Regions from separate parts of the Homo sapiens genome. Here region 2 is linked to region 1. A link is a loop called in an ENCODE intact Hi-C map of the cell type or tissue named here. Cell type or tissue: heart right ventricle. All regions are shown on one strand.

Region 1 (8,000 bases):
TTGTCGAACTAATAGAAAATACTGCTTCTAAGCAAAAATTACTACCAAATAAATAAAGGAGCATAGAGATTAAAAGCTTGTCACCAAGTGCAGAGATTAAAAACAATAATCACCAAGCCCAGTTTAATGCAAAGCATTAGGAAGTTGAACCAATGTTTCAATACTTATTAACTTATCCATTGAATAAGCTAAACGCAGGTATATTTTTAACAGTAGAAAAAAGAAGAACCCAACTAGAAAATGGAGTTTTTATTATTTCATATTAAAAAAAAAATTGTTGCATTACAAATTTATTCTCATTAATTCCTCTGAGTTTACTACTACTCAAAAGAAAACTTGGACATAATACAAATGTATCCTTCCAGAAAGCTTTCTTCCTTAAAACTGAGGTAAACATTAAATTTCCAAGTGAAAATTAAACACTCAAGTGTTTATTCAATGTATCTGCTTCATCTTCCAAATCTAATACGGGCACCCATCTAATCATGAAATTGCTCTGCTGTGTAACTAGTGCTCCAGGAAATGCAGAAGTGTCAAACCCACTGAACAAATACCGAAGCAGAAAATAGAATGGTGGTTGCCAGGGGTACGGAGAGTGGGAAATGGGGAGTTGTTCAATGGATATAAAGCTAGTGTTATAAAACATAAATAAGTTGTTCCAGATATCTGCTGTACAAAGTGGTACCTATAGTTAACAATACAGTCATCCTCCCTTATCCTAGGGGGATACATTCCAAGACCCCCAGCAGATGCTGAAGCCATGGATGGTATTGAACCCTGTATATACTATGTTTTTCCTATATATACACACCTATAATAAAATTTAGAAACAAGGTGTCACTGTGTTGCCCAGGCTGGTCTTGAACTCTTGGGCTCAAGTGAACTTCCCACCTGTATATACATACCTATATATGTATATGTTTTTTCCTATACATACCTATAGTAAAATTTAGTTTGCAAATCAGGCAGAGTAAGAGATTCACAATAATAAAACAGAACAATTATAACAATATTCTGTAATAAGTGTTATGGGGATTTGGCCTTTCTCTTTCTCTCTCAAAACATCTTATGGTACTGTATTCATTCTTCTTCTTGTGATCTCCAGCCTGATAACCAAGAGGGCTACTAAAGGACTCACAGGTGGGCAATGTCTACAGCGTGGATACACCGGACAAAGATAATTTATGTCCTAGGCGGGACTGCATGAGATTTCATCACACTATTCAGAACAGCAAACAATGTAAAACTTATGAACTGTTTATTTTTGGAATTTTCCATGTCATATTTTTGGTCTACAGGTAACTGAAACCATGGAAAGCAAAACCACAAATAAGGGGGAATGACTGTATGGTGTTGCATGCTGTAAAATGTGATAAGACGAGAGATCTTATGTTACATGTTCATGTTACACATTATGTACATCTTATGTTACAGGTTCTTACAAAAAAAAAAAACAAAACAAAACAGCAAAGGGACAAAAGAAAACTTGTGAAGGTGATGGATCTGTTTATTACCTTGATTGTGGTGATGGTATCAGGGGTACATACAAGCCTATCGAATCGTATGCATTAAATATGTGCAAGGCTATTCTGTATATCCATTATATCTCAAAAAAGCTTTAAAAAAAACAGAGGGAAAAAGTCATAATGAAGACTTTCTGGCAGCTCCAACTATTACATAATGAAGAAAAACACAGTGAACTGCTGTTATGAGATGACAAACATATACAACCAGCATACTTCTGGTTCCAAGAAGGCATTTTAAGAACATATGGTTACTCTTGGCCAGGCGCGGTGGCTCATGCCTGTAATCCCAGCACTTTAGAAGGCAAAGGCAGGAGGATCCCTTGAGGCCAGGAGTTTGAGACCAGCCTGGGCAACATAGCAAGACTCTGTCTCTACCAAAAAAAGAATTAGCCAGGCATGATGGCATAGGGTGCCTGTAGTCCCAGCTATTCGAGAGGCTGAGGTGGGAAGATCACTTGAGCCCAAGAGTTCAAGACCAGCCTGGGCAACACAGTGACACCTTGTCTCTACAAAAAAAAATTAAAAACCAGCCAGGCATGGTGACACATACCTGAGGAGGTTGAGGTGGGAGAATCGCTTGATCCTGGGAGGTCGAGGCTGCAGTGAGCTGTGATCATACCACTGCACTCCAGCCTGGGTGACAAAACAACATTCCTGCCTCTTAAAATTTTATACATATAATGGGGCTGGGCGCAGTGGCTCAAGCCTGTAATCCCAGCACTTTGGGAAGCCAAGTCAGGCGGAACACGAGGTCAGGAGATGGAGACCATCCTGGCTAACATGGTGAAACCCTGTTTCTACTAAAAATACAAAAAATTAGCCAGGCATGGTGGCGGGCGCCTGTAGTCCCAGGTACTAGGGAGGCTGAGGCAGGAGAATGACGTGAACCCGGGAGACGGAGCTTGCAGTGAGCCGAGATCACACCACTGCACTCCAGCCTGGGTGACAGGGCGAGACTCCGCCTCAAAAAAAAAATTATATACACACACATATATATACACACATATACACACACACATATATACACATATATACAAACACACATATATATATACACACATATATATAAAATTTGAAAAAAGAACTATGAAAATTTAAGGATGAAAAGGCACCCCAATTTTTAAATGGGCAATGGATCTTAATTGATATTTCTCCAAGGAAGATATGCAAATGCCCAAAAGCACATGAAAAGATGCTCAACATCATTAGGGAAATACAAATTAAAATCACAATGAGATAGCACTGCACATCCAGTAGAATGGCTACAATCCAAAAGACAGACAGTAACAGCATTGATGGAGATGTGGAGAAACTCCTATACATCGCGTGTGGAAATGTAAGTTGCTGTCATCACTTTTGAAAACAGTCTGGCAGTTCCTCAAAAGGCCAATTATAGAGTTATGTATGATTCAACAATTACATTCCTAAGAATACACCCCCCCCAAAATGGGAACATGTCCACAGAAAAACTTGTACATGAACGCTCACAGCAGCATTACTCATAATAGCCAAAAGGTGAAACAACCAAAACGTCCATCAAGGGTGAATAGACAAAATGTGGTATTATCCATAAACTAGAATATTATATGGCAATAAAAAGGAATTAAATATTAATATATGCTACAACATGGATGAACCTTGAAAATATGCTAAGTGAAAAAACCCAGTAACAAAAAAAATCACGTTGTGTATCATTTCACTTACATGAAATGTCCAGAATAGGCAAATCTGTAGAAAGTACATGAGTGGTTGCCAGGGGCTGGGAGATATACAGTGTTTGTAAGTGACAGCTAAGGGATGTGAGGTTTCTTTTTGGGGTGATAAAAAGATTTGAAAATGGATAATGCTGATGGTTGTCCAATTTTATGAATATACTAAAAGCCTTTGAATTGTACATTTTAAATGGGTGAATTATATGTTATATAATCTCAATAAATCCTTTCTTAAAAAGGGAAATGAACATTTCTGCATGTTTGCTGGGTCTCCAACTGATAATAAGTTCCCCAAGGCAGGGGTCCTTTGTCTTCCTTATAACCTTCTCATCCCATCCTCTCTTCCTCCCAAAGATGACACTTAAATAACAGACAGACACCTCCTAGCAAAGCTACTATAAAATTTTTTTGTAGCGGATGAGGGGGGTTGGTTGCTGGTTTGACTTTCATACTTAAATCAGAGAGGCTCTCCCATATTAAATCTCCACTCCAGATATGCAAGTACCAAGAATTTATGAAAAAAAATTAAGTTTCTGCTTGTTTCTAAAGTAGCTTCCTACCAACTGCTTCTATCCAGACCATCAGAAACCACACTTAAAGATATTCTGGATCCACTTTGGGCATTCCGGAAATTCTTCCATTCTCTTCTAGTGTCTATGGAAGAGTAGACACTATGTTTCAACCAGCAGGTGTCACTGTCTTACCTTTGCGCTTCCAGTATCAACCTCACAGGCACCAGCTGCCAGGAGGGCAGCTCCCTGATGCATGGTGTGGGCTATAAATAAACAGTGACTTTCTTCCAAAGAGTACAGTACAAAAAGGCTGGGAGAAAGAGTAATTGTACAGTGAAGAAAGCTGACCAGCACTACCTCAAGTCAGGCGATGGAGGTTCACATCAATGGTGAGGCACACTGTTGACAGCACGTGCCCTGGATAGGTGATGAGGGTGGCAGCTTGCCTCTGTGGTTTCCTCCCCAAACACATTACCCCGATTGGGAAAGCCGTCAGACAAATGTCAACTGAGGGACAAGTCTACAAAATTCCTGACTAGTACTCCTCAAAACAGTCATGGTCATCCAAAAAAGGGAAAGCCTGACAAACTGTTACAACCAAGAAGAGCCTAAGGAGACATGACTGCTAAATAAAATGTGGGATCCTGGGTAGGATCCTGGAACAGAAAAAAGGAACTTGGGCCGGGCGTGGTGGCTCACACCTGTAATCCCAGCACTTTGGGAGGCCGAGGTGGGAGGATTACCTGAGATCAAGAGTTTGAGACCAGCCTGGCCAACATGCTGAAATCTCATCTCCACTAAAAATACAAAAATTAGCTGGGCATGGTGGTGTGCACCTGTAATCCCAGCTACTCAGGAGGCTGAGGCAGAAGAATCGCTTGAACTCCGGGGGCAGAGGTTGCAGTGAGCCAAGATCATGCCACTGCACTCCAGCCTGGGTGACAGAGGTAAACTTCATCTCAAAAAAAAAAAAAAAAAAGAAAGAAAGAAAAATAAAAAGGAACTTGGAATAAAAGACTTTTAGTTAATAATGGTGTTTATTTCATAATGACTGGTTCATTTTGACAAAAGTGCCACACTAATATAAAATGTTAATACCGGATGTGAGGCTTGAGAATTCTCTCTACTACCTTCACAATAATTCTGTAATTCTGATAATGTTCTAAAATGCAGTTTATTTTTTAAAAATTATTCACTAACTGCCTATTTTGCCACCTTAAGATTCTATTTTAAGGAATATTCCCAACTGTTTAAAAACTACTGTTTCCTCTTCAGGCATGTTTTTAAGTGGTTAGAAGACAGAAAAAGCAAAACTTCAGGCTCGGAGAACAGAAAAGTATGTGGAGGAAAAAGGAGATACCCTGAGAAAGAACTGAGTCCCAGGTGAGAGCCATCGTTCCTATCACAGTACTGGCAACGTGGCTCTTTTCACCCTGAAAACTGAGAAAACTGCCAGTGCATTCACAACATACACAGCCTCTTCTAACCATGGGGGGAAAAAGGCTGGGAGATGCGGTAGTAACAGAAAGTTGGTAGTCCTAGGAAGTTATCATTCAACAAAGGTTTTTGCTGAAAGATAAATCAGCCCCTCTGAGGAGTTTTATGACTCAAACTGCTCTAAAGCCCCCAAGGCCCAAAGAAACATCTGGTGTCCAAACCGTTATTATTTCTACTTTTAACAAAAGTAGTCAGAAAAGTACTCAATATAAATGTTGAGGCCAGGCACGGTGGCTCACACCCGTAATCCCGGCACTTTGGGAGGCTGAGGTCGGTGGATCACCTGAGATCAGGAGTTCGAGACCAGCCTGGCCAATATGGCAAAACCCCATCTCTACTAAAAATACAAAAACTAGCTGGGCGTGGTGGCATACGCCTGTAATCCCAGCTACCCAGAAGGCTGGGGCAGGTGATCCACTTGAACCTGGTAGGGGCAGGTGATCCACTTGAACCTGGGAGTCGGAGGTTGCAGTGAGCTGCGATCATGCCATTGCGCACCTGCCTGGGCAAGAGAGTGCGACTCTGTCTCAAAAAAAAAAAAAAAAAAAAGATTTAAATTTCTTTTGCTCTGGTTCTGTTTTTTAAAAACTGTGCAGATGGAAGCGCTGGAGTAGATAAATGTCACGTTGCTTCAATAAACAGTGTTAGGTGGTTTCTTGTTTTTTAAATGAAAAACTGTGGCAATGGATTCTGTGCTAGATTTCTGCCGCTGTGGCTAAAGAAAGCCCAGCCAGCCGCAAAACTGGCTTTCTATATACCAAATCAGAAACTAAAACCTAATAGGTGAAGTATTGTATACAGTGTCCGTTAACATGTTTTATATATGTTTGCTGGGTGAGTCTGTATAACTTAAGGGATGAGAGTTGAGTGAACCCCTTCAGGAAAGACAACACAGGACAAGTGAGAAACAAGCTGTAGTGACTTACTACCTACGGGAATGAGATGAGTGGGCTGGGATTCTTCCAGTTTGCTCCTCAACCAGTCAAAATCCTGGTATCTTCGACGAACAGAATATTCTGGCAGGTCAAACTCCACCCGAGTACTCTGCAAAGAAGAGAATGGAAAAAAATAAGCATAAGGGAATAGCATATCTTGGCTGAAGGGAAGGAAAAAAGCTCTTAGAATAACCAAACTAGGCAAGATCATATTTTCCTTCCACCAAACACAACAGCCAAATGGCAGAGTTTACCAACACAGAATAGACCAGTCTGGGACACTTAGCCCAGTTAAAAATTCAACGAGCTGGAATAAAAATGCCAGTTTTCCGAGATTGCACCACTGCACTCCAGCCTGGGTGACAGAGCGAGACTCCGTCTCAAAAAAAAAAAAAAAAAAAAAAAAAAAAAAGCCAGTTTTTTTTTTTTTCCCTACCGTCAGGAAATAGAATTCAACTATCCCCCAGAATTGTTTAGAAACATTTGATTCATTTCCTCCAAGCTTAACTCTAACAATTTCTTTTAGCAGAAAAAATCCACTTAGGATATTGCTACTAAATCCAAATCTGTGAAAAGAAATTGTCTCCACCTTCTGCTAAATATGCTGACAAGTTTTGCCAAAGAGGAAATAAACAAAAAGTAAAGATAATAGATCACTGCTCATTTCGGGGGCAGATTAGATGAAAATAGAAAAGGTTTTGCTTAATTTGCCACATTCTGCCAAACCACAACCCTGGAACTGTTATATTTTAGACAGATAAGAAAAAATCTAGAAATAATACAAAAATGCCATTGCATTGCAGAAAAATATTAATAATCTCATCCCTTTTTCTCAATTTTTAAAGTTTTCTGAAATGTGATTGCAGCACTTTAATAATGAAAATCAATGTTAAATAAAATTGAGTTGATTTTTACCAAAACAAGATTTTTACTCATTTACTGGCACAAATTACACCGTGTCTCACATAAGCCATTTTTCCCTATGAGGATACACACTATATGACTGTCATGGTTCTCAGAAATTAAAGTACAAGATAAAAATGGGTCAAGCTACATCTCATAAATTTACTCTTTCAAGCCAAAAGTCTGTTTTAATTCACAGCACCAAGAAAATCTTTAAGCACATGAACGAGAGTCATTCATCAAAGAAAAAGCTGTGAACAGCTCTAGCATCAAAAATTATGATTTCATCCTCCCCAAAACCTGTGTTCACTGTCTTAGCAAAATGGTGAAGTTCAAGGACTCATTCTTGGACTGACCCCCAACTAACTGCATTGTTTCCCCTCTTCAAGTCCCACACACCAGCATATGCCTATGAAACACGACCTTCCTCTGTGTTTGCAAGGGTGAAGATGTGGGGAAATTCACTCAATGTAGGTATTTGTGACTTATCAGATGATTTTCCCAAAGGAACTAGCATTGTAGGACTGGAGAGAGAGGAAAAAAGACAACACTTAAATCCAGAGAGCAAGTCATTGTTGACAAATTTTCAAGCACAGCATGACAGAAATATTGGGAACAAGTGGCCTGATACTCCCATCCCCACACCACCCGCACAGGCGGAGTAGGAAGGACTCTGCGCCTATGCAGTTCTTGCATCCCTACCAGATCCCTAACATGTCACTAAGCCTCCTTGAGCCCTAGGTTCAACAGTAAGAAGAGAGTTAGGGCAGGGCGTGGTGGCTCATGCCTGTAATCCCAGCCCTTTAAGAGGCCAAGAAGGAAGGATTAGCTTGAGCCCTAGAGTTTGAGACCAGCCTGGGCAACATAGCGAGACCCCATCTCTGCAAAAAAAAGTTTTAAATTAGCCAGGTGTGG
Region 2 (8,000 bases), 730 kb after region 1:
GATCTATGTGGACTTTATAAAACTTCCCCCATAATGGATTCCTGTTCACAGAATTAAAGTCCAAACAAAAGATAATTAAGACCATAAATCATTTAATGTTGTTTCTGATATTTTTCCACAGAGTGATAAATATTATAACAGTATTCTGTGGTTGAAGAGTTATGCCTGAAGTCTACCTTCTTTTCTTACAAACCATTAGCCTGAGAAACCCATACTTGTAGTTGGTCAAGCCAGAAATTGGCATATATTTTACATGGAATATACAATCATCTGAATGTGCCAAGTATGGAGAGAGTAGATGTTTGTTCTTTTAACAGATAAGTTAGTGACCTTGTAGATCCAGCTCAGTGGGACCATATCCATTACCTTTACTCATAAAGATGAATAAGTTGCTTAGAATTGGAGCCTTCAGCTAAATGGGTTCTAAGTGGCTCTGAAGGCAATAGATTCATCTCATTCTTTTTAGTACCTTCATTTTCTAATCATGCGTATAGACACAGACTCCAAAACTGTTCTCTCCTAGGCTAGAATCAGAGAAAGGGTCACATACTTTTTAGTCTAAAATATTCCTTAGTGCCATGCAAAGGAAAGCTAACTACAAGATATTTTAACAACTTTTATTTACTTATAATTTTTAAATTTGATATAATTTCAAATTTTTCTCTTTCTTGCACTTCTACCCCTTCCTGTAATATATCCCACTTGGTCATTGTGTATTGTCGTATGTGGCGTTAGATTCTGTTCACTAATATTTTCTTTAGTATTTTTGCACCAATATTTATAAGTAATGTTGGTCTATACTTTTCTCTATTTTTTTTGACACTCTTTATCAGGTTTAAGCATTGGTATTTTCCTTTCTTCATAAAAATAATTTGTAAAGTTTCCTTCATTATTTATGCCCTGGGACAATTCACATAGCATTTGGACTATCTGATTTTGGATGATTTGGTAGAATCCATCAAATTCTATGAAATGATCTGGGTATGGGGCTTTTCTATGGGGTTATTCCTTGATGACATTCTCAATTTTTTTCTATGGAAATTGGTCGGTTTAAGCTTTTTCTGTCTAATGGAGTCAATTTTGGCAAACCAGATTTTGCAAGGAATTACCTATTTCGTCTAAGTTTTAAAATTTATTTGTACACTGATCTGCAAAGTAGTTTCGTTTAACTTTTTGAATTTTCTTCTGTCTCAGTGATCATTTCTCCCTTTATCTTTATTTTCTGCCCCTTTTCTAGATTAAATTAGCTAAGTGGTTTGTTTATTTTATTAGTTTTTCTAAGATTTTGGTTTATTAATTGGATCTACTATTTTTTTTCTGTCTCACAATATCAGGGATTAACAAACTATGACCTGCAGAACAAATCTGGCCTGTCACCTGTTTTCATAAATAGTTTTACTGGAACAAAGGCAGAGTTGAATAGTTGTGACAGAACTGTCAGCCTGGAAAGCCTAAAATATTTACTTATCTGGCCCTTTATAGATAAAACTTCTTGATTCTCGCTCTATATCATTATTTCTGCTTTCTTTTCTTTTCTTTTCTTTTTTTTTTTTTTTTTTTTTGAGATGGAATCTTGCTCTGTCACCCAGGCTGGAGTGCAGTGGCGCGATCTCAGCTCGCTGCAACTTCCGCCTCCCGGGTTCGAGCGATTCTCCTGCTTCAGCCTCCCGAGTAGATGGGACTACAGGCATGTACCACCACGCCCAGCTAATTTTTGTATTTTTAGTAAAGACAGGGTTTCACCATGTTGGTCAGGCTGTTCCTGACCTCAGGTGATCCACCCTCCTTGGCCTCCCAAAGTGCTGGGATTACAGGTGTGAGCCACCGCACCTGGCCAGTTTCTGCTTTCATAACTATTATATCCTTTCTTATACTTTCTTTTGCTTTACAAAGGTGGTTGTACTATATCTTCATTGTGACTTGTGGCTTTTAGCATTAAAAGTGGTCCTTTGTCATATTTAATGCTTTTTGATTTGAATTCTACTTTGTCTTATATAGAGATTGCAGTGCTTACTTTCTTATAGTTTCAACTCCATCCTATTATTTTATGTTACAACTGCTATATGTATTGTGTTATATTTTCTGCATTTCTTTCTCTGTGTGATGGATTTTCTTTGCTTTATTTATTAATTTTTAAAGGAAGGTTTACATTTTTCTAGTGGTTACCTTTATACCTTTAAAAAACGCCCTCTCTTCTGTTTTCTCATTTAACTTTTCACCATCTGGTTTGTCAGGTTTTTTGTTTGTTTGTTTATTTGTTTGTTTTTAAGACAGGATCTCACCCTGTTGCCCAGACTGGAGTGCAGTGGATTGATCATAGCTCACTGTAGCCACAACTTCCCAGACTCAAGTGATCCTTTTGTCTCAGCCTCCTGAGTAGCTGGGACTAGAGGCATAAGCCACTGTGCTCAGCTAATTTTAAAACTTTTTGTAGAGACAAGGTCTCTCTTTGTTGCCCATGCTGGTCTCAAACTCCTGACCTCAAGTGATCCTCCCACCTTTGGCCTCCCAAAGTGCTGGGATTACAGGCGGGAACCACCACACTCAGCTGGTTTGTCAGTTTTTGTTTGTTTGTTTGTTTGTTTTTTGAGATGTGGTCTCACTCCCAGGCTGAAGTACAGTGGCATGATCATAGCTCACAACAGCCTTGAACTCCTGGGCTCAAGTGATCCTCCGACCTCAGCCTCCCAAATAGCTGGGGCTACAACCACCATGCTTGGCTAATTTTGTTATTTTCATTTTCTATTTTAGTGGAGACAGGTTCTCCCTATATTGCCCAGGCTAGTCCTGAACTCCTGGCCTTAAGTGATCCTCCTACCTTGGCCTCCCAAGGTGCTGGAGTTAACAGGTCTGAGCCACTGCACCTGGCCTGGTTTGACAGTTTTTAATGGCATACTTTAATTCATTTATTGCCTTTATGACATTCAACTATTGAATCAACTAGTTTATTCTATTTTCCTTTTTCTGCATCCCTTTTCCTCTCAGTTTTTCAGTTGCATTATTTCTACTTTATGAAAACATATAGCATTTATATATCACTCTTCCGCCTCGCCCCATCTTTATTTTTGTCTTAGAGCTACAATTGAATACAGCAAATGCTTATCACCAATCCTTTTACTGAAGTTTCCTCAGTTTATCTCTTGGATGAAGCTCATTTTCTAGTAGATTCCTTAAGAGCACAGTATTCCTTGAGTTCTTGGATATTTAGAATTGTATCTGTATAGCCTTGATATTTGAAAGGTAGCTTGGCTAGATATAAAAATCTTAATTCACACTTTCTTGGTTTGAGTGTCTTAAAAAGATTCAGTTCTTTTCTTGCCTTGCTTTCTATGTAGCTTTTGAGAAGTCTGATGCAGCCTGATTCTTTTGCCCTTGGATGTTATGTTTATTTCTTTGAGTGAAGACCCTGAGGATTTCTTCCTTTATCTTTAAAATCTAATAGTTTTACTTGGATACATTTTGGGGTTGATTGTTGTGGGTCAGATTTCACAGGTACCCAGTGTATCCCTTTAGTATTTCTACTCAGGTCTCTTTATTCTTGTAAAGTTATCTTGAATTGTAGTTTTAAACACTAATTCTGTTTCATGCTTGTTTATCTTCTTCAGATAATTTAATTATACATGTGTTGGATCTTTGCCTATATTCCACTTCATTCACTTTATTTTTGACCCTTTTAACTTCTTTTTGATCTCATTTTTATTATTTTCAGTTGTTTTCCTATATTTCTTCAATGCCTTTTATTCAATCTACCCTTCTTTAGGCACCATGAAATTTAGTCTTTATTATTTCTAATGTGATTTTGTATTTTCATTATTTTTTCCTGAACTTAGTCACCTGTTTCATTTCCTCCCTATTTTTTGTGTCCATTTATGTTTTAAGTTTTAAATTTCCTAGGCCTGGCTCAGTGGCTCATACCTGTAATCCCAGCACTTTGGGAGGCCGAGGTGAGCGGATCACTTGAGGTCAAGAGTTAAGACCAGCCTGGCCAACATGGTGAAACCCCGTCTCTACTAAAGATACAAAAATTAGCCAGGCTTGGTGGTGCACACCTGTAATTCCAGCTACTCAGGAGGCTGAGGCAGAAGAGTCACTTGAACCCAGCAGGGTTCAGTGAGCAGAGGCTGCAGTGAGCAGAGATCGTGCCACTGCACTCCAGCCTGGGCAGCAGAAAGAGACTTCATCTCAAAAAAGAAAAAAAGAAGTTTTAAAATTTCTGACTCAAGGAGTTTTCTTCATATCCCCAAATGCTTGAGGATACTTATTTCAGTTTATTAATGTATAGGACTCCCCCTCCACCCCAGTTTGTGGGTTTAAAAAAATGTAGAGCTTTTTACAAGCTGCATTGTTTTTATTTTATATGTATATTATATATGTATATTTTATATATGTATATATATATAAAATACAAACTGCTTTTGTCTGTTAATTCCCAGGACAGAATTGCTGGTTTAGGATGGTTAACAAGATTTCTAGGTTAAGAGTGCCCTCTTCTGTCACTGAGTGAAATGCAGTTTCTTTAAAGGTTTTTTTTGTTTGTTTGTTTGTTTGTTTTGATAAGACTGGGCATGAATCATGTATTCTTCTCATTTTAGGTTCTCTTTTGCCTTGTAGGATCTTGCATTTCCCTCTCGCTTCTGTTGCCCACCACTGCTTAGTCTCCAAAGGACACCCATTCCTTCCCTTTTATCCTTTTCTTTCCCAGAAGCAATGCCGTTTTCTTACCACTACCTGACAACTCATGGACTTTTAATCCTTTCCTTGTAGTCAGTGCTCTGTCTATACACCAGATCTCTCTCTCTCTCTCTCTCTCTCTTTCTTTCTTTCTTTCTTTCTTTTTTTCTCTCTCTCTCTCTTTCTTTCTTTCTTTTTTTCATAGTTAGAGTGGAGTTTCTCTTGCTGGGAGTGAACCTAGCTTACTCTGGGCCACCTTGCTTCCCTCTTTTCTATTTCACACATCCCTTCTATCACCCCTCACTCTTCACAAGGACTTGTGGGAGATTGAGAGATAATTTTGCTGGAATTTCATATTTATTTTTCTATTTAACAGATTTTTTTTTTTTTTTTTTTGAGGCAAGGTCTCGCTCTGTCACCCAGCCTGGCAGGACACATCTCACTGCAGCTTTGACCTCCTGGGCTCAAGCAATCTTTCCACCTCAGCTTTTCGAGTAGCTGGTACTACAGGCTCCCGCCACCATGCTCAGCTAACTTTTTTATTTTTTGTAGAGATGGTGGTGAGAGGGGCGGGTCTTGCTATGTTGCCAAGGCTGGTCTGAAACTCCTGGGCTCAAGCAATCCTTCCACCTCGGCCTCTCAAAGTATTGGGATTACAGGTGTGAGCTACTGTACCCGGCCTTAACAGTAATTTAAAGTTTGTAATGTTTTCTATTTTCCTTTTATGATGACAGCTTCTGTTTTATGTTGTTTTATTTTATTTTATTTTTGAGACAGGGTCTCACTCTGTCACCCAGGCTGGAATGCAGTGGTGCAATCTCGGCTTACTGCATATGTTGTTTTATTTGATCTTCTTGCTGATCTGAAGAATATTTTGGAGGATGCGTAGTGAGTTATATTTAAGGGGCCACCATTATCTTTGATGATTGGAACTCTGATCGGTAATATATTACGTGCTAACTTTTCCACCTCCGTGTCTTTGTTCATGCCATTTCTTCTACCTGGAGCCCACTCCCTTTTCTTGAGTTCATAGATTTCTTTCTTCCATGATTTCCACTTCCCACCTTTCAAGCTGATAAGTATCTTTCTTTCTGAATTCCCGTAACCTATTTTAACAGGAAGTATAGGTAGTAGTTTGGCACAGTTCCTCTGGAGTCAGATGATCTAAATTCAAATCCCAGATCTGCCACTTACTATCTCTGTAACTTCGGACAAGTTATTTCACCTCTATGTGTCCCAGTTGCCTTAACTGTGAACATGGGAATAACAATATCCATATCGTGGGCTTGTTGTGAAGACCAAATGGATTAAAGCACATGGAGAAACAGCACAATACCTGACACAAGATGAATGTCTATCAAATGTTAACTATTACTTACATTTACTTTCTGACATTTATTATATACTCCCTTGTTTTTAAAACTGTACTTACATAGGCCATAACTTCTCTCCTAGGTGAAATGCATGTTATGGGCAGAAAGCATGTCTTACTCAGAGTACTTATATTCCACTGGGTCAATGCAATACCATTTGCTTAGCTTTCCCCTTATTGCTGATTGCATTTGAACAATCATAGCTGCTGTGATTGTTTAAATCACTGCCCTAGACACTGAGAGTGCAAAGATTAAGAAGATGTCTCTCTCTTCAAGGAGCTATCAGTTCAACGGGGGTGATAGACAAAGATCAATAATACAATATATGAAGCATATTTGAGGTATTTGCAGGGTACCACAGGAGCAGAGAGGAAATAGTGATTGATTTTGCCAAGAGTCGCTTGCCCATACAAATGAAGCAGAAACAAAGTTTCATTAAGAGCTTAATTTTCTCTTTTTTGAGGCATTCTTGCAGTTCTGGTTTTTCAACTTCAGGATTCTAGATCACATTGGCCCAGCGGGTGGAGAAAAGAGAGAGAACACAGAGTAACCACTAAAAATGCATTAGAGAAGGAAGATTTGTATGAGAGACCACCGCACGTATCTTTCATAGCAAAGGATCTGAGAGCACTAGGAAGGGACTTGGGATGAGCTCTACTGGGGATCCTTTTCTCCTCATTGAATGCATCATGGGTTCAACCTGCCTGTGGCTGAAACTGTAAAGCCACTTGAATGGAGGGAAGCGAACCTAGAGTGAGAATGTCACTCCCTGACCCGGGTGGAACTGAATGAACTGAGCCAGTGAGACATTTCCTGTGAGCAGAAGGAGCTGCAGACTCACCACTACTGTTAGGTTACTTGAGCATATGTGTGTGTGTAATTTTAAAAAATGAAATAATTATATATATATTATTCTTCATTTTGCTTTTTTATATTATTCTTTGACTTTTGGCCTTACAATATCCTGTAGACATACTTCCATACCAATTCATGTATTGTCATCTCATTCTCTTTGAGGGAAGCACAGTATTCTATCACATAAAGGTATACTAATTTATTAACTTATTATCTATAGAAGGTTATTTGGGTATTTTTTTTCCCTTTCAAGTTTTTGTCATTACAGACAATGCTACTGTTAATATGCTTGTATATATTATGTTTTATTGATTCTCAGAGGCATATTTTTTTCACATTTTGGTATCTATGAAATCCTACAATTGTTATACAGTCAGTCAGGTGGCTGCCAAGAACATAATTGTCATTGTCCATCTATGCATCATATTGGTCATAGTTGCTCATAGTGCTGTCACTTCTATTTAGTTACGGACACTAGTGGTGCCATTTATTTCTTGAGATCAATTGCCTACTAAAACTTTTTCCAAAAAGCTACATTATGATTTGACATTGAGACATAGTGTTATAATATGTAAAGCGCAATGGGAACAGAACGGCAAAGTATAAGATCAACTTTCAGCATCAGAATGGGTGTCAGTGGATGGCGAGAAAGTTCTGGAAACAAAAAGAGCACATTTTGAAGAAATACTGCCTCACCAAACTCTGGATAGATAGCACATAGGATGTTATTATGTGGAAAAATATAGACACCAACAACTCTTAATTGAGAAGTGATTGAGAAGTGTTTGTTATATTCTGACCGTGAAGAAATTTTAGGAATGTCTCAATTAATTTTGCTTATATTTTTGTCTTATAATATACAATTAAAATTTAATATCTATGTTGGTCTGTAAAAGCTTTTTCAATCAGTATAAATTAGTTCCGTGAGATAAGAAAATAATTGTGGTGGCTGGGGGCGGTGGCTCACACCTGTAATTCCAGCACTTTGGGAGGCCAAGGTGGGCGGATCACTTGAGGTCAGGAGTTCGAGACCAGCCTGCCCAACATGGTGAAACCCTGTTTCTACTACAAATACAACAATTAGCCAGGTGTGGTGGTGCA

The links. Hi-C counts contacts between places; a loop is a spot of excess contacts. Peaks named below come from ENCODE experiments on the same cell type or tissue, not always from the same donor. Only the 100,000 strongest peaks of a DNase experiment are listed, where the experiment ranks them.
Region 2: it touches region 1 in a loop (3-fold over the local background); 16 of 110 quality-filtered maps call a loop at or near these places.

What each region holds. Positions count from the first base shown.
Region 1 is chr9:112,815,996-112,823,995 of GRCh38, reverse strand. SNX30 (sorting nexin family member 30) reads right to left here. Exons shown (of 9, transcript NM_001012994.2): 3 at 6,181-6,291. Among named protein-coding and RNA genes, the nearest start is that of SNX30, 69 kb to the right of the region's middle. RefSeq lists an enhancer at 3,979-4,208 and a silencer at 5,999-6,048. In heart right ventricle, a CTCF peak has its summit at 3,928 (motif pointing right); a DNase peak (open chromatin) is centred at 3,998; H3K27ac peaks cover 1,786 bases.
Region 2 is chr9:112,083,374-112,091,373 of GRCh38, reverse strand. All of the region lies in intron 10 of SUSD1 (sushi domain containing 1), which reads left to right. Among named protein-coding and RNA genes, the nearest start is that of LINC02977, 47 kb to the right of the region's middle. RefSeq lists an enhancer at 6,840-6,919. In heart right ventricle, a CTCF peak has its summit at 4,500 (motif pointing left); no DNase peak of the experiment used is centred here.